2 separate regions of the Homo sapiens genome follow, and region 1 is linked to region 2. Evidence: chromatin contacts called from ENCODE Hi-C or POLR2A ChIA-PET data. All regions are on one chromosome and are shown on one strand. The core of a region is the stretch at or near the end of the contact, and the rest is flanking DNA. Distances in the headings are between cores, read along the strand shown. Region 1 overlaps SLC12A8 (solute carrier family 12 member 8). Region 2 overlaps HEG1 (heart development protein with EGF like domains 1).

Region 1 (5,900 bases), core at 2,868-5,367, 120 kb after region 2:
GGCCAATGAGAAATGCAGCCCTGCCACATTCACAAAGTGCACACTCACGCTGACACACGCTCACGCTCACACGCTCACGCTCACACTCACGCTCACACTCACACGCTCACACTCACACTACTGCTGGCCCAGCCTGCTCTGGGCTGAAGCCAAGCTCAGTTCTGAATCTTGCTCTAGGAAATAGTCTTAACTTTGCAAAGAACGCTATGGACAAAAATATGTGTCAATGCTTTGTTTACAATAATGTAAAATCGGGGGAGGGGTCGGGTGCAGTGGCTCACGCCTGTAATCCCAGCACTTTGGGAGGCCGAGGCAGGTGGATCACTTGAGATTAGGAGTTTGAAACCAGCCTGGCCAAAAGGTGAAACCCCATCTCTACTAAAAATACAAAAATTAGCCGGCCGTGATGGGGTGTGCCTGTAGTCCCCGCTACTCTGGAGGCTGAGGCGAGAGGATTGCTTGAACCCAGGAGGCAGAGGTTGCAGTGAGCCAAGATTGCACCACTGCAGTCCAGCCTGGGCAACAGAGCAAGACTCCATCTCAATTTTTTAAAATTTAAAAATAAATAAAAAATGAAAAAATCAGAGGAGGTTCTAAATGTTTATGTGGAACTGAGACATTTTAAATGCTTATAAAGAGTTTTTAGTATAAGAGAAAACTGTCCATGTTATATATACTATATGCTAATTCAGAAAACTGGATGCCATAGTATAAATACAAAAAAAGGTGTATTAATCTATACATGTAAGAAACAGCTAGAAGAAAACACACCGAAATACTAACTGTGGTTGTTTGTATAATGCAATTACAGGCAATTCTTGTACTTTCTTTTTTTATTTCTACAAAACATCCACATTTAAGTTAAAGGGCTGAGTGCAGTGGCTCATGTCTGCAATCCCAGCACTTTGGGAGGCTGAGGTGGGAGGATTGCTTGAGCCCAGGTGTTTTAGACCAGCCTGGGCAACACAGAAAGACCCCTTCTACAAAACACACACACACACACACACACACACACACACACACACACACACTTAGCAGGGCATGGTACTAGCTACTCAAGAGGCTGGGGTGGAAGAATCACTTGAGCCCAGAAGGTCAAGGCTGCAGTCAGCTGTGACTATGCTACTGCACTCCAGTTTGGGTGACAAAATAATTTTTTTAAATGAACATAATCTACTTGTCATCAAAAAATATCTTTTAGGAAAACAAACAAAACATCCCACAATTGAAAGCCCACTTTCTCGTCAGCTTTTCTATGTATGAAGAGCTTTTCTTTCTTTCCGTTTGTACTCTGTTTCCCAAAATGACTTGAGTGGCTTATGAGAAAAACATAAACAAGACAGGAAAAATAAAATAAGGACCAAAGAAAGAAAGAAACTGAGCAAAAGAGAGAGAGGGTGAGAACACCCCCAGTCGTACCTCCATGACCCACAGTCTGAGGCCTTATTCAGAGAGAATTTTCTAACTCTTTGACCAAGCGCACTGAGGCAGGGCATTGGATCTGGTGGCCCATCCCTCACATGGGCCACTTTCCAGTGGACAACAAGGAGCCCCCAAAGCTGGCACAGTGGACCCTGCCTCATTTCCTCTGCCCCTATTTTCCCAGGCCCTCATGACTTGCACCCCTCACCTATCACCACCCCACCTCACGGTCCCCTGTCCTGAGCCAGTCCCCAAAGAGTCTTGCTCACTGGTCCCCATCCTGCCTGCTGGGGCCTGGGTCTCTTTCCCACACCCTGAACCTGGTGGCCCACCCAGACCTCAGGCATGGTTGACTCTCTGTTGGGCTTATGCAGAGTGGGTGCCCAGGGGAGGCACTCATGTCTCTGACTGGCCGGTACTGGCTAGCTAAGCATGGTGTGAGGTCAGTGGGTCACACCCAGGGTAGGGCTGAGGTCCATGCCGCCTGCCATGCCCTCCGACAGTGGCTCTTAATGCCTGACTTGCTGATGCCCAGAACAAAGGTTCCTAATTCTTTTAGTTGCCCCCATTTGAGAGTCTGATGAATACCATGGTCCCTGTCCCCATAGACACCACATTTTGCATACCATTTTGGGGAAGGGCAGATTTCTGAAGCCTCTCTGGAGAGCATGGACCTTAAGGTTCGAGACCTCTACTCTAGCAGCTACATCTGCACGTGAGATTGTCCCGCCAGGAGGCACCTACAACTTCCCAAGGCCTGACTGCCACCATGCCCTGCCTCAGAGTGGACAGCAGCCCTGAGAGTGACATAGCCAATAATGTCTTCATGCCACAGTCCTTGCCAAGCAATGGCCAAGACTGTGTGCACAGAGATTGTGCAGGTCACTCCAAGGACACCACAGGGCAACCTCACTTCTGAAAATAATGCTGAGCGACCAGTGACTGAACCCTTCCTACGTGCCAGCCACTGAACAACAAGACCTTACAATGTCATACTTGTACGATGACTAACTGAGGACACTGAGGCTCCGGAACGTGAAAAAGCTTGTCCGAGGGTTACATAGCCAGATCTGCCTGTATTTCACCCACTGCCTCTCCCGGTGGCAGAAGCCAGGCCTCTCTCCAGGAGGTGGGTTCCCAGGCCCTGGCACTGCACCCCCTTACAGCACAGGTTGCCTTTCAGCCCCAGGAAACATGCCCACAGAGATCATGGCATCTCCCCCGGCCCCATTTGTGTAGGGCAGACAGGAGTCCTATCCTGTGGAACACCATGTGCCTACCGGTATGCAACTGGCTGGAGCTTACACAGCTGGGAGGACACAGCCTGTCCTGGACCCCACATCTGAGTGAATTCAGGCCTCCATCTACCACACTGACCCTCTGTAATCCATCCCAAAGTCATTCCCCAGGAATTTCCTTTTTTTTTTTCTTTTCTTTCTTTCCTTTTTTTTCTTAAAGAGGCAGGGTCTCGCTCTATCACCGAGGCTGGAGTGCAGTGGCACTATCGTAGCTCACTGCAACCTCAAACTCCCAGCCTCGAGCAACCCTCCCACCTTGGCCTCCCAAAGCACTGGGATTACAGGCGTGAGCCACCACGTCTAGCCTCCCCAGGGATTTCCAACACTTGTTTTTTGACCTCAGAAGAGTCTCTTTGCCTCTCTGTTGGGCTTTCAATTCCTCTGCTGGTGAAACTGAGTCTTGTGGTCTGGGGTCCTGTCATCTGACATCTTTCAACTCTCGAAGGCCTGGGATGCATGGGGCCTGCAGCTGCTGCGTGTGAATGGATCTGGGTTTGACCTGAACATCTGTTTCTCTATCCACGGAATAAAAATACTTTGGTCCAGTTTGAGCTGTATGCTTTTAGGAAGAACAAAAACAAAAAGGGGGGTGGGGTGGGGTGCGGGTAAGACAGAGAACAAATGACAACAAGACCCAGGCAGGAACAGGCAGAGGGAAAGTCCTTGAAGCTCTGTCTGCAGAAAGGCTTGATCTTTCCACCCGGAATTCGGGTAATTCAGGCTTCTTGTGATGCGGCCAGTGGGCTGTGGCTCTTCAGGGCCCACCATCTGCTCCCAAGGGGTGCTCGTGGGAGCCTACCCTCCTCCCCTTAGCCAAAGGCAGGCAGCGGGGGTCACTAGTGGGACTGAGAACTGCTCCAGCAGGGCTGCTTGGGGTGCCCAGCAGCCGGGCATGGGACCCTTGCCCTGGGTAGGCGGCTGCTAGGGGCTCTGGGTGGCACCTGCGGTGCCCCCGACATCCCCTCCCCCTACGCCGCTGGGGGCTGCTGAAATTAGAAGAGGGAGTCGGGAAGTCATACCCCTCCCTGTGGGCGTCGGGTTGCACTGTTGACTAACTTAGAAAGCGAGATTTCTAAAAATGATGCTGGGGCTGCAGGCTGCGGGCTGCGGGCTGCGGGCTGCGGGCTGCTGCCGCGGCGGGGGCTTCCGGCGGCGCTCTCTTCTGGGTCCCCCACCCCTGGACCAGCGACCGACGACCAGCCAGACAGCCCTTTCCTGCGAATGGACAATGGGAGAGGCTGGCGCAACCGAGAATAGCCAGCGCGGAGGAAGGGCTCCGGACGGAGCTAGGAGGGTGGGGCTCGGAGGGCGCAGGAAGAGCGGCTCTGCGAGGAAAGGGAAAGGAGAGGCCGCTTCTGGGAAGGGACCCGCACGACGACGCCCGAAGGGCGTCGGGGGAAGTGGTAGGCCCCGGAGACTGCGCGAGGCTCCTCAGCAAAGGAAGTGGGCGCGGCGCGCACGCAAGACCTCGCACCCGGCCTCGCGCGCCGCCTCTGGACAGCCCAGCGCCTCTCAGCACCTGTACCTCGCCAGACGCGGCCTCACGGAGACGGGGATCTGCAGCCAATCCGAAACTGCCTGACCCAGGGGGTCCGCGGAAAGGGGAGGAAGGGGAGTGTCCACGGGCCCCATCCTGCCACTTGTCACCCACAAGAGTTCCTTCCCAAGCAGCCCCATCCTCGCCCGGACACTCACTCAGATACTGCCCAGCCCCAGATGGGCTAAGAGGCACAGAGATGGGCAATTAAACACAGCAGGCCTGGCCTCCCTGGGCTGGGGATGGGGTTTTTCTTCTGGGAGCTGCAAAGGGTGAAGCAGTTACAGGTTATCAGGGAGGAGCCCAGTCAAAACTGAACTCAAGGAGGATAGATTTGGGAGAAGTCCCTGCCATGCTTATCCTCCCTCGGCGTGAAGCACAGGGCCCCCTTCCAGGCACAAGGACCCTGAAGATCTCTGGGTGGAGGAAGGCAAGAACAGTGGCAAAATCAGGAATCAGGAACCAGGGTTCGGGCCCTGGTTATGCGAGGACTCACTGTGGGACTGTAAACAAGCCCTTTTCCCTCGGAGCTTTGAAACGCAAATTTTGAGTCAGCGAGACCGGCATGGGCCAGAGACCCAGCCTTCCTAATGAGCTCCCCGGAGATGCCACGCTCCTGCCTGCAGATCGAACTCTCAGTAGCACAGTACGAGATGATTTTTCAGAACCCTTCTAATTCTGAAGTCTTCCCAGCCAGAAGCCCACTCTCAGGCCTCTCAGGACACACTGTCCAAATACACAGTTGGTTTCCAATGGCAGAGGTAAAATCCCAAACCAGCTTCCATAACATGCCCTCCTCCCTTCCCTGACTCTGTGATTGTTGATACAGGATGTGCTCCAGAACCGTGAAACAAGCTCACTACCACAGTTCCATATGTTAATAAAACCTTACTGGCCGATAATGAGAGATTACATGGAAGGGCAGAGAGATGAGGAAACCTTCATGGTCTAATTCATTGGCCTGTTTTAACAACTGAGGAAACTGAAGTGCAGAGCTGAAGCCAACTGTTCAAAAGACACGCAGAGTCAAAAGGGGAACAGTAACCCTAATTGAGAGTACAGTTTGGAGTCCAGATAGTATCAAGTCCCAATCTGTTGGGCTCTCCCATTGAACTGGGTCATAACAATCCTGGTACAACTATTGGTGTTCAATAAAAGTGTTTTGAAATAGAACTGAATCGGCTGTATTGCGTTGGACTGTTTTGAAATTAAACTGAATCGGGCTGTATTGCTTTGTATTGATCACTGCCTGGAGATTTGGAAGAGGAAATAATGATAGGTTTCGAAGAGGCCCCCAAAGAGTCCTGGGCGTGAGCCTGGAGTCTTCCTCGGACCACAGTCTCCTCTCTGGCTTCAGCCCTATTGACTTTGGTCCTGCAAAGAGAGGGTGGAGAGAGGATGTGCACAGGGTTTCCAGCCTAAGACCCCACCCAGAGAGAAAATACACAGAGGGAGGGCTGGGCATTCCAACAGTGGCCAGAAGGGAAATCTGAAGTGGGGCTTGACCTGCCCAGAGGGCCAGGGGAGTCCCGCCCAGCCTGCCTAGAAAGGAGCAGCCTAGAGCCCTGCCTGGCCATGGGGAGAGCCTCCACCCTGTGGGAGGACTGGCTGTTGTGAAACAGTGGGAAGGACCCCCAGGGCTG
Region 2 (5,885 bases), core at 3,224-5,723:
ATCCTGTAGAGTGAAAAGAAGATGGAACCAAGAACCCTGAGGCTAAGGTCTCAACTCTACTGAGTGAGCTAAATGGCCAGGCACCCATTACTTAAACACTCAGAGCCGTAGTTTTCTCATCTATAAGAAAGCAGGAGGAATGACACCTGTCTGACTAACTTCACAATGTTCTCATAAGAGTGACCATCAAAATGCAATAGTGCCATTAAAAAGCACACTTTTCTCTGGAGATTACAAATGGTCTTGAAGAGGTCCCCTAAGAAAATTCAATGATTTACAAATGTCCCTAATAGATCAAGTAAAGATGGAATACTTACTTGGGGAATCATTTTGCCAACGCAAAGACGTAAGTCCAAATTCATTTTCTGTGGATGGTTCAATGAATTCCTCATCCCCTGGATTCCCAGTTACTCTACTGTTTCTTCTCGATTCCACTGCAGAGGGTGAAAGAAGGACTGAGGATGAAGTCGTGGCAATTCTGGAGTCCTTGGGGAAGCCTTCTGTCTTGCTCACAGGTCCCAGACTGACCGTCAAAGATCGCAGCGTTCTCGGGCCACCATCAGTGAACACGGTGGCAACATGCATTGTCTTTGTTTGACTGACTGAGGAGCTCTGGAGGCCAGTGGAGTTGTTAAGCTTCTCTGTACTTTCAGAAGCTACAATGGAAAAAGATATGCTTCAAAATTACTCAGGAGTTTAAGAAAATCCGGACTATATTCGAGATACAAATGACGTTTCTTACATTTTGGTGGATACATCTAAATACCATGGACCTAATATAGATACAAACATATCTATACACACGCATGCTACCAGGACACATGCCTGCACTCTCCCCTTACTAGGTCTAATCCTCACAGAGGAAGGTGGAGAACACCGAGATCCCTCACCAGGCACAATGAGAAGCTTATACGTTGTTTGCATTATTTGTTTTTTAAAGAGAAAGATGAAAATGTCTGCTGAATTCTACATTACAGCTTAAACAGGACTGGCCACTGTGATAAGGTTTTTGTTATTTTGTTCTGCTTTGTTTTAGCAATGTAACCTTTTTGTTCAAATGCTATTATTGATTAAAATCTCATAATATAAAATGAATAAAAGTGAAGCTGCTGCAAGGTGCCCCACCCCAGGTCACTGTTGAGGAGGCCGAGGGTTTTGCAGAACACAGCTGGGACACTCATGGCCTAGAGCAGTAATTCCTAGGCTTGTCACCATCAAGGGTTCTTTATTTTTCCCTACCTCATGGCCACCATAAGCCCTATGTTTTGAAAGACTATTAACCAAACTGCATTTATTAAGTAACAGAATTTCTAACCAGCAGGAAATACTTATTATTACCCCACAAATTTAATTCCACCCAAAAGCAAACAGGCTTCATTATCATACTTTGCCCCATTAAGCTTTAGAGACCAGCTCTCAAATCTGCATACTACTCCAATGGGCCCCTCAGAGATCAAGGACTCCAGGAGCATTTGCTCTAATAGATGGATGGCTGCCATGGGGAAACTGTCAAGAGCCTCAAGGAGTGAATCAGACGCTATTGGTCAAAAGGTGTAGTCTGCTCCACATAAGTACGGGTGTCTCCTTTCCACAAATAACTTTCCAAAGGATGCCCTGAGAACTGACCTCCAGAAAGGTCTATTAAAATCTTCATTCCAAACGGGAATAAACTGCAGGAAAGCTTAGGGAATGGAAAGAAACATGGTGGGTAAGACTAAAGTCACAAAAAGAGAGTGTTTTTCTTCTTTTTAGGCTAAAAATAATAAAAAGTACTCTACACTTATATAATAAAAGGCTTTGAGCTGTTAATTATGGCCTAGAAAAGGGAAAAAGGAAGTTGTCATTACAAACATTTCCTTGAAGACCAGTCCTATGTGCAGTTGTGAGCAAAACCACAAATAAATTTTAAGTATCACTACAGCGAGAGAGAGAGAGAGAGAGAGAGAGAGAGCATGCATGGGAAACAAAAAGGTTCCTCTCATTCTTGTGCAAAACCATAAAACCAGCTATATCCAGAACACAGCCGGCAGCTCTGGTCACCCCACCTTAATGGAGACAAAATGAAGATGCAGGCAATCTATAAAACTAGTAATGGAAACAAGAAACAGAAAGACCTGGACACAAAAATAGAGTCCCAGACCACCAAAACCCACCTCTACTTAAAAACATAAACCAAACTAAACAAAACAAACAAAACACACTTCAGTATTAAAAAAAAAAAGAAATAAATAAATAAAAAGAAAAGAAAGCATTATAGATATGCCCCAAATCCTCACTCAACCATGTGACTTCTCAGCCCTAACTTCATTAGAGTCATCATTTATATCCACCAAATTACAGCCTCATTAGCTTGCTAGAGGTTCTTTCAAAACACTTTTATTCCCAGGATACTGCATTAATTTCATCCATTCAACATTCCCATCAAAATCCAGTGGTCGGCCGGGTGCAGTGGCTCATGCCTGTAATCCCAGCACTTTGGGAGGTTGAGGCGGGTGGGTCACCTGAGGTTAGGAGTTTGACACCAGCCTGGCCAACATGGTGAAACACCATCTCTACTAAAAATACAAAAATTAGCCGGCTGTGGTGGTGGGTGCCTGTAATCTCAGCTACTCGGGAGGTTGAGGCAGGAGAATTGCTTGAACCTGGGAGGTGGAGGTTGCAGTGAGCTGAGATTGTGCCACTGTACTCCAGCCTGAGCCAGAGAGAGAGACTTGGTCTCAAACAAACAAAAAAACAAACAAAAACAAAACAAAACAAACAAACCAAAAAAACTCCAGTGGTGATACTGAATTCAGCCTGAAAAACCCAGGCCTGTCCATCTCTAGTGGATTTAGCAAATCAATGGCCACAGAAATATAATTACAAAAGTCACAAATGCTGAAAGTCATGAAAGGAAAACTGCTCTGTTTTTCCCTGACTCTGAGAGCTCTGCAGAACATTGCTTCTTTATCTCATTATCTCATCATTATCATCATTATCAAAAACTACCATTTACTGACCAATTATGACTTGCAAGGCATTGGGCGAAGTACATTGTATACAAATCTCATTTAATCCTCACGGGAAAGCTATGAAATGTGTGTGAATACTTTGGCAGAGTTGGTGACTCTTCGTAAAAAGAGAAAATGTTTGGTCAAACTAATCTACAAACACCACTTATATTACTAAATGAGCACCTGTTAAATAAATCTGGGGGAAATGTACCACATTTCTAATCAACAGGCTGGATTCTTGGTTATTTAATAATTGCCCTTCTTGCTCATTTCTACCCCGAAAGCAGCCATTCAACGACGGAAAGACCATCCATCTGGGAGCAGAAACAAGCCAAATTCCTGATCTTTATAATGGGAGGTTGCAAGAATGCCTACTCGTCTGCTAAAAGTACATGGGTCTCTCTTCAATCACAGCACAAAACACTGGAACCTCAGGAACACATCGGAACGCTCAACCTTGACCTGACTGCTATCCAGAACTTGCCGAAAGTACAGCTGAAGCAGCTATTTGAGAAAGATACGTCACATCTGCAATCTTCTGAGTTATTTATGCTCTCTTTCTTTACAAAGTGAAATCACCACAAAGCAATTTACCTGGACCACAGTAGCTTAGCCACCCACAGAAATACTTTCATAAGTTGAGATACATTATTATATCCTCAGCTCCTATTGAGAATCTATATAAAATATCACCTTTTAAAGAACATTAGCTCAATTTCCACAAAACAGCAATTGAAGGCATTTTCCATTATGATTCTCAACATTTCTTATATAAACAGTCCTCTTAAAATGTACTGCCCCCAAACACTTATGCCTATGGATGAAATTGTATGCTTACTTTATCTGAAAACAATTGCATGCCCCACCCGGTTTCCCTTTGTGCCCTGGTTTCCAGGAAGCTCAGTACTAAATTTAGTGCTCAATTGTAGCCACTCTCACACAATTCAACATACACATATCTCTTTCCACCTTCAAAAGGGAGCTTTTTTCCCTGTTCGTTGCTTTGTTTGCTTTTCCCTCCGATGATCAAATAGTACAATGGTCATTATTAAAAAATATGGAACACATAGAAGGACATAAAGCAGCAAAAGATGTAAAGCAGCAAGAAAAACAATTTCCAATGGTTTCTGATCTCTTTTTAAAAATCTGATTCCATTGCCTAGGCCTATACTTGCTTTAACACTGTAAGGCATACAATTTGGTTTTGGAAGCAGGTAACTCCTGACTATCCCAGCCTCGGAAGAGGTTATGTTGCATGCATGTTTCTGTGTAGCTGAGTGAAGAGTGAAACGAGGCACAGAATACAAAGGCTGAATACACGTGGAATCATAGATGCTGAAACTAGAATCTTTCAGATCATCTGGTCAAATTCCTTCATGTTCCAAATAAGGAGCCACCTCCTCTCCATGCCAGGCTCCTAGCTATCTTCCTTGTGTTCACCTAGTGAGGCGCATCACTCATCGGACTGGTGTAAGCGCCAGGCTTTTCACAGGGTCATATTTCCTAGTGGGTGGAGTGGCCAAGTGTTCACCTCCTTTGCTTTTGTTTTTCCAGAGCTGGCCAGCCAGGCTGAGCCGACTCCAGGTCTCCCTGGCAGGTCCTGCTGGCTCTCTCTCAGCACTCTTGCCTGAGTGCCTAGAGCTCCTGTATCGTGTAGTCAGAAAGGGACAGTAATGTCTCAACATTTAGATTCAAGGGGAAGACTCTGGTTAGTGGGTTACCAGATGCCAGCCCAGCTTTAAAAACAAAGCAGAAGTTTGTTTCCCATGTAACTTCAGGTCTTTGTACATGTACCCTCTGCATCCCCACGGGGAGGAGGGGAGGTTGGCAGGATGGATTCAGACATACTTGGATGCCTGGTGAGAACCCCATTTAACAGCACCCAGAGCCATCTCTAATATCTAAAAGGGTGGTGGGACTCTACCTCGAACTGAACACACAGTTCACTAAAAAGGAAGAGAAGTGTTCAGTAAAAGACTCAAGAGATATGAAAGATACGATGAAACTCACCAGCAGTTAAAAGTATAAGCTTTTAAAAGGATGGATGGTAAAGAATTTCAGGGACAATTAATTTTTTAGTGTTGAAAAATATACGTGAAAAAAATATATAGGTGAATATAGAGTCATAGAGTCAAGTCCAGTAAAGTTGGAAACATAGGCTGATTTTTCAAATATACCACCAAAGTAGGTTGAATTTAAATTATAAATATTAAATGATCCTGACCAGAATCAAAGCATAGCTTCCTAAAAAATACTTCCTTTCTACCGTTTAGTAAAGTTGTAAATCACTGAACCACAGAACTTTGAGGCTGGAAGAATTGCAGCTTTTATCCAATCCAAGCAATGTTTATGAATAATCTTAAAAAGCAATCTTCTAAAAACATGAATCATGAATTATATCCAAATCCAGTCAGCAGGAAACTGTATACAGGGTATGTGGAAGAAGAATTGGCTGCTTTAAACAGGCACTCCAGAAGGGACTCCTGGGTTTAGTTTTTGCTTTGATGACACAAACCCAAACTCCTAGTCTCGCAAGTTACTTCTAAAAACCTCTGACCTGTAAAAATTTTGCAATGGCAATTTTGGAGACAACCTAACCTCTATTTTCCAAGAACATTTCCAACCCTCTCTGTCCTGCTCCCTATGGTACGAGGATGAAAACACAAGCAGCACACACAAACACTGAATAAAACCTCGGAGAAGAAAAAAGATGGTCAGAGTTTCCAATACTCTCTTTGGCCCATGGCATGATGTGCCCTGTGAGGGTATCTGGGCACATGCTAATCCCTATGTCTTATCGGCTGCACCTTGTTCTTGGGCGAGGGGGAACCTAAAGGAAGTAACAGACACAGCCGGTGTCCTCAAGAGGATTACAGTCTCTCTGGGCAGAGA

What was found. Hi-C counts contacts between places; a loop is a spot of excess contacts on that map. ChIA-PET counts read pairs that join two places held with the same protein, here RNA polymerase II (POLR2A). Pooled maps may share reads with other maps.
Region 1: a loop to region 2 is called in a pooled map, with 2.2 times the contacts of the local background. The contact joins two enhancer-like sites. A Hi-C loop is called at or near these places in 11 of 37 single-sample maps with no recorded cell type and 9 of 50 pooled maps. POLR2A ChIA-PET finds 5 or more read pairs at or near these places in 4 of 52 experiments (AG04449, BJ, PC-9 and 1 more).

The regions. Positions count from the first base shown.
Region 1 is chr3:125,137,859-125,143,758 of GRCh38, forward strand. The region is part of intron 5 of SLC12A8 (solute carrier family 12 member 8); the gene reads right to left. Among named protein-coding and RNA genes, the nearest start is that of MIR5092, 11 kb to the right of the region's middle. RefSeq lists a silencer at 3,723-3,952 and enhancers at 3,966-4,789, 4,403-4,492, 4,503-4,732, 5,303-5,900. Within about 2 kb of position 4,118, at least 26 of the 41 ENCODE cell types and tissues checked have a DNase peak (open chromatin) inside an H3K27ac peak, as active enhancers do.
Region 2 is chr3:125,020,475-125,026,359 of GRCh38, forward strand. HEG1 (heart development protein with EGF like domains 1) reads right to left here. Exons shown (of 17, transcript NM_020733.2): 4 at 318-656. Among named protein-coding and RNA genes, the nearest start is that of HEG1, 33 kb to the right of the region's middle. Within about 2 kb of position 4,474, at least 13 of the 41 ENCODE cell types and tissues checked have a DNase peak (open chromatin) inside an H3K27ac peak, as active enhancers do.